Regions from separate parts of the Homo sapiens genome. Here region 1 is linked to region 2. Evidence: chromatin loops called from intact Hi-C (ENCODE). Cell type or tissue: OCI-LY7. All regions are shown on one strand. Links, peaks and the distances in the headings refer to the core of each region. The heading gives the core; the rest is flanking DNA. Region 1 overlaps PRDM15 (PR/SET domain 15). Region 2 overlaps SLC37A1 (solute carrier family 37 member 1).

Region 1 (2,912 bases), core at 247-2,746, 680 kb before region 2:
TCCCTGAAACATCTTCTCACCTCAAATAATGTTATTTTTAATGAAAGCAATGGATTTGAATGGCCTCATGAACTCAGACTTTCATCTTTTCATATTAGCCATCAATTTCCATTTTTAAAACAAATATATCACCTTTTTTTGGTGACAGGGTCTTGCTCTGTCGCCCAGGCTGGAGTGCAGTGGTGTGATCAAGGCTCACTGCAGCCTCTACCTGCTGGGCTCAAGCAATCCTCCTACCTCAGCCTCCCAAAGTGCTGGGATTATGGCACAAGCCATCGTGCCCACCTATATCACCATTTTTAAAAAGCCGGTTGTCACTTTTTTTCCCCTCACTCCTAACCTATGCCTGGTGCCCCATAAACACTTGCTTCTCTGGGGACTAAATCAATGCGTGACGTTGTGGAGGACTCTCGTGCTCCCACATAAGCTGTTATCAGATCCAATAATTCTATTCCCTATCCATCCTTGAGGTTCACCTCCAGAAACACTTGCATAGTGGGTAGATGAGCATAAACTGACACCCCCCACACACATATATTCACAGGGTGGATCTAGACATTGTTCATTCTGGGGCCTCACATTCCTGGGCTGTAAAATGGAAATAAAAACACCCACCTCATGCAGTTTGGGAGGAGCATAAAGTGAGATACACACAGTATGTGCCACCAAATGATTATTCCTCCTCTGCCCCCCCCCAATCCCCAACTGTGCGCACCGGCATGTCCTTCCTGCAACCTGCTTCTCTGATGCCCGTTGCTGAGTGGTTTAGGAAAGTGTGCATGCTGGCACTTCTTGAATGCTGATTCCACACGCCCTCCACCCCGCTCATCCCCAGCAGCTTGAAGGGTGAAAAGCAGACCGTGCAAAACTCATATGGAAACTCACAGTCACTGAACTTGTGTGTCTGAGAGCAGTGCCGGGTTGAAAACTTCAAGTTAGGAGAGTGAGTTAGCTACAAGGAAGTGAGGCAGAGGAAAGAGAGTTCCAATTTGCCCTTAAAATGCCAGAAATAACAAGGGGAGGGGGGTGAAATTTTCTCCCAAAACAGCACTGTATCTTCTTTTCCTGGGAACACACATTCACGTTCAAAGGTATCTCGTGCGGCTCTAGCAAGTGTGACTCAGTTTCATAGCCGCATTCGGCCTTGCCTGCCCCAGTTCCTGTGGATGGGCACCTCGGCGCAAATAGGGACCAGTCTGGGATGGGGGCTCAGCTGGGCAGTGAGCAGGAGATGAACAGGACAAAGGGCAGAAGAAACCCAGAGTGGGGTGGGGAGGGCGCACGCTTTCATGAGTTGCTGCTGTGCTACTGGAGGTGTAGGACCTGCGTGCCCCCTGCAGGAACCCACGTGACTCACGGTCAGGAGCTTGGGCGATGGGAACGATAGGCCTTAAGAGGCGCCCCACACTGCGGTCAGATCACCGCAGAACACAGAGTCCCAACAAAGGTATTGGAATCGGAGTGGGAGGATGGAAGGAAGTCGTCCTGGCCTTGCTTACTTGGGAGCCTGCACGAATCCCCTGAGGCCTTGTGTGGCCGCCTCTCCCCGGGGCAGACCTTGCCTCTGGCCTACACCTCTCACAGACTGCCCACCCCTTCTAGGTGCCCCCAAAAAAGGTCCCCTCTGAGCGGAGCTGCTGGGAGAGGAAACCCAGAAGAGAGGGGCGAGGGAAGCTGGAGAGCAGGGTTTTAGCCCCCTGTGCTGCACTCTGATTCTATGTAAATGTCCGAGTCCTGGCAATAAGGGTCCCGATTAGCAGCATCTGGTCCCCAAAATGAGGCCTCTCTAAAACGGCTCCTCTGGGCCCAAGATCAGAGGCCACAGCCACCCTGGGCTGCAGATCAGGCCTGATAAACGGAGCATCTTCAAAGTCTTTGCTGTCTTGGCAAAACTCCCTTTAACACTCAGAAAGTGCCTTCATAGAAGGGGAAGTGTGGTCTCCAGACCTCTAAGGCACACAAGACATCCCAGAACAAGGCACACAGGAAGTACTGTTTCAGGGAAAAGGAGAGGAAAAAAGAACTAGAAGTTCGAGATCCTGGGCAGGCGTGTGGCTCACGTCTGTAATCCCAGCACTTTCAGAGATGAGGACGGGCGATCACTTCAGGTCAGGAGTTCGAGACCAGCCTGGCCGACATGGTGAAACCCCATCTCTACTAAAAATACAAAAACTAGCCAGGCGCGGTGGCACGTGCCTGTAATCCCAGCTACTCGGGAGGCTGAGGCAGGAGAATCGCTTGAACCAGGGAGGTGGAGGTTGCAGTGAGCTGAGATCACGCCCCTGCACTCCAGCCTGGGCGACCGAGTGAGACTCCACCTCAAAAAGAAAAAAAAAAAAAAAGTGTGAGGTCCCCCTATCTCAACCACCAATCCTGGGAAGACTTACCTTACATTAGTGATTTCAAAATGTGGTCCCTGGACCAGGAACCAGCAGTGCCAGCACTGCTTGGGAACATTTCAGAAATGCACATCCTTGCCTCCCACCCCCAGACCTGATGAATCAGGCTTGGCAGAGGGCCCTGCACTCTGTTTGCAAAACCCTCCACGTGGTTCGGATGCAGCTCAAGTCTGAGAACCACTGCTCTGCCTGAAAAATCTCTTTACAATTTATATGACTACTACTACAAAAACTAACTAAACACACCTGCCATCACAGTAAGACCACAGTAATAATATCAGGAAACCAAACTTATCAGAAATGTCAATTAAGCTCAGACCAGGACCATCTGCATCTAACCTGGTGGTAAACGGGAAATGGGGGGTGACTTCAGGCAAATGGGGGGTGACTTCAGGTTCCTTACACGGAACGCTCCGTGAAGACACCTGTTAAAAACAACTTTGAAAAAGAAGGCTGAAGTGACAGACTCAGTCTACCTGACTTCAAACTTAATTATCAAGCTACCATCATAAA
Region 2 (2,912 bases), core at 146-2,645:
GGAAATAATAGTTCTTATGTCATAGGATTGGGGCAAAGATTGAGTTAATGTATGTAGAAGCTCACAACGGTGCCTGGCCTGTGCTGCCAGCCCAGCCCATTCTTGATCCCACTTTGAACTGACCAAGGCAGGTGGTGAATATTATATGGGTCATAGGACGTGTGATTGGCTGATTAAAAACTGCTATTGTGTCAGTCCAGCCAGGTTTTTTTTTAAAGGCAGTATAGGGATGTTCTAGCCCATTTTCTGTTGCTATTAGCACAATATCTGAGCTTGAGTAATTTATAATGAAAAAAGGTGTATTTAGCTTTTATCTAACTGGGAAGTTCAAGATTGGGCAGCTGCATCTGGCAAGAGCCTCGTGCCACATTGTAATGTGGTGGAGGGCGTCACCTAGCAGAGGCCCCTGTGAGATGGGTTAGCAGTGAGCAGGGCATACAAAACAGACACAGCACAGGGGTGACGTTGCTTTATAGCAACCAGCTCTCACCTCTCACAATAGCTCATCAGTCCTGAGAGCGCGGCCACTCACTCCTGCGGATTCATTCCTTCGTCAAGGCGGATCCCTCATGACCCAAATGCCCTTCAAAGCTCCCTGTACCTCTCAACACAGTTATACTGGGGACCAAGCCTCAACACAAGTTTTGATGGAGACCAACCATAGTCACACCACAGCCAGAGACTGAGGCATGTGGTCCCAAGAGGCTTTTGTTCAGAGACAGAGGTCTTTACCGCCTGGAGAAACCCAGGGATCCCCATAAATGTTTAGCTGCTTCCCTGAGACCTGCCCAGAGTGTAGGATCATCAAGACCTGGGCCCCCCTACCCCGCTCAGAGCCCTGGTGGGTGGTTGGTGCCCAGGCAGGCAGTGTCTGCTGTTGGAGGAGAGTGCATAGCTCTCCCTTTATTGAACGTGTGTATTTGCCTCCTGCTGCAGAACTTGTCTAAGTGAACAAATGAATAATAAAGATTTGGAATCCCAGAGTGTGTGGTGTGCAGCAGACCAGGAGCCTAGCTGGAGAGTGTGGTGTGTACCTGGGGCTTCCTTAGCGCTTGGGTCTCAGCCAGGCTGCCAGACCTTCTCCACTTTGAGGTCAAATGTTTATATTCCCCACACTGCAGTCTTACTGAACACAAATAATCTGTGGTATAAAAAGACCCAAAGTGGGAATGTGTTTTTCTCAGTTACTGGAAAACTGCATTTAAATCTGGTTCTCAGCTGGGGGCAGTTTTGTCTCCTAGGGGACATTTAGTAATGTCTAGAGACATTTGTGGGTGTCACAGCCAGGGAAGGGATGTTGCTGGCATCTAGTGGCTAGAAACCAGGGTGCTGCTAAACATCCTACAACACACAGGACAGCCCCTAACACCACAGAATTACCGGAGCCAAAGTATCAATAGTGCTGGGGTTCAGAAAGCCTGCTTTAAGTAAATAAACTGGTTTCTTGTTGCTTATTTACGGTAAAGATAATTCTTATGCAACTTGTCAGTAAGGTTATTAAAACAAAATTTGGTCTAATGTGACATCTACACAGTAAACTCATGACTGAAAACAAGGGCACATGCTGCTGCATTGAAGGGGCCTTTTTGTGTGACAGTCCCTACCTGAGGTCTCAGTGATGGGTGCTGTTTTGTTCGCTATGTCAGATGAAATCAGATCTGATAGGGTACAGCCATTCAGCCCAGGTACTGCCTGGTGGGTTCAAGCAGGTGCAGCGTGGACTTGAATCCCTGTATGAGTCCCATGTAATGTGAAATGGTGTTTGTTCAATTAGACCTTTTCTTTAAAATTTTTCAGTAGAGATCAAAGTAGGCCCAAATCATATAGCAAGATTAGAGAATACTTCTAAGCCTAGCCAGCAGCACCCAGCTCTCAGGAGCCCATCTGGTTGTGCCAGCTGTGCTGTGACCTGGGCAGGTCAGCCAGCCTCTCAGGGACCTATCTCCTGGTCTCTGAAGTGGGCAGGTTGAAGTCAGTAACTCTCTAGCTCTACAATGCTCTTGAGTCTGTGTGTGGTGAGGTTTTAGCTGAAATTTTCACCTGGATGTTGTCTATAATTTTAAGTTACTTTCTTCTGCTTTAGTGTTTAAAAGGTCATTTGCATGATCCAAGGTAGATCTTTTTTACTTGGTGAATTCGGAAGGAAAATCTCTCTGGCGTAGGTTTTTGAGATGAAAGCTGAGAACATTGGAGCTGACTCCCGGAGTGGGGTTCATGGCAGGCAGGTGTCACTGTGTGTTAGGTTTCCTGTTTATCTGACTCCTAGAATGACCCTACAGAAGAAAGTGAGACCCATAGAGTCTCTAATGCTTGTGAAGGGCTCACGTCCATCCGTGATACTCTACAGCTTTTCTGTTTACTTAATAAGTCACAATGTTAAGTTGGTCCATAGTGACATTTCCCATAAAACAGTAAGGGATGTTTTGGATGGCATTAGGTATTGTGCTGTGATGGCGGCTAAAGACTGTTAAGTCTGTTCCCTGCTGTGAAGCTGGAGACTTTTTACCACCCCCCTCGAGGCTGTTTTAGTGAGGCGCTAAGCATCCCTTATGCCACCAGGTCCCCAGACAGCTCTAGAAGATAAGACACCAAAGAGGGTAGCTGTTTAGTGAATCGCATTGCTGTTCAGAAGGATCAGAGAGATGCCACCCCAGCATTTCAGACCTTACCATAGAGCAAATCTTCTGCCTTTAAATCAGGTCAAAGTGGTGTGGCAGGAGGCGGTAGTGGCAAAGCAGCTGAAAGCCACTTCCCCACTGAGCCCAGCCAGCCAGGTGTATTAACACAGGTGACTTAATTACAGCTCGTGGGGCCGAATGACTTGCTCAGGGTCATAAGTGATCTCATGACATTTGGTGTAGTTTGACAACTGGAATTTTAAGACACTATATACATTTACTGGATATGGTTTA

The links. Peaks named below come from ENCODE experiments on the same cell type or tissue, not always from the same donor. Only the 100,000 strongest peaks of a DNase experiment are listed, where the experiment ranks them.
Region 1: it touches region 2 in a loop (2.9-fold over the local background); 1 of 110 quality-filtered maps calls a loop at or near these places.

Annotation. Positions count from the first base shown.
Region 1 is chr21:41,860,848-41,863,759 of GRCh38, forward strand. The region is part of intron 1 of PRDM15 (PR/SET domain 15); the gene reads right to left. Among named protein-coding and RNA genes, the nearest start is that of PRDM15, 17 kb to the right of the region's middle. In OCI-LY7, for the core only: a CTCF peak has its summit at 1,338 (motif pointing left); DNase peaks (open chromatin) are centred at 694, 1,334, 1,894 and 2,674; H3K4me3 peaks cover 2,500 bases; H3K27ac peaks cover 2,500 bases.
Region 2 is chr21:42,536,270-42,539,181 of GRCh38, forward strand. All of the region lies in intron 5 of SLC37A1 (solute carrier family 37 member 1), which reads left to right. Among named protein-coding and RNA genes, the nearest start is that of SLC37A1, 24 kb to the left of the region's middle. In OCI-LY7, for the core only: CTCF peaks have their summits at 1,315 (motif pointing left) and 2,266; a DNase peak (open chromatin) is centred at 1,302; H3K4me3 peaks cover 1,572 bases; H3K27ac peaks cover 2,500 bases.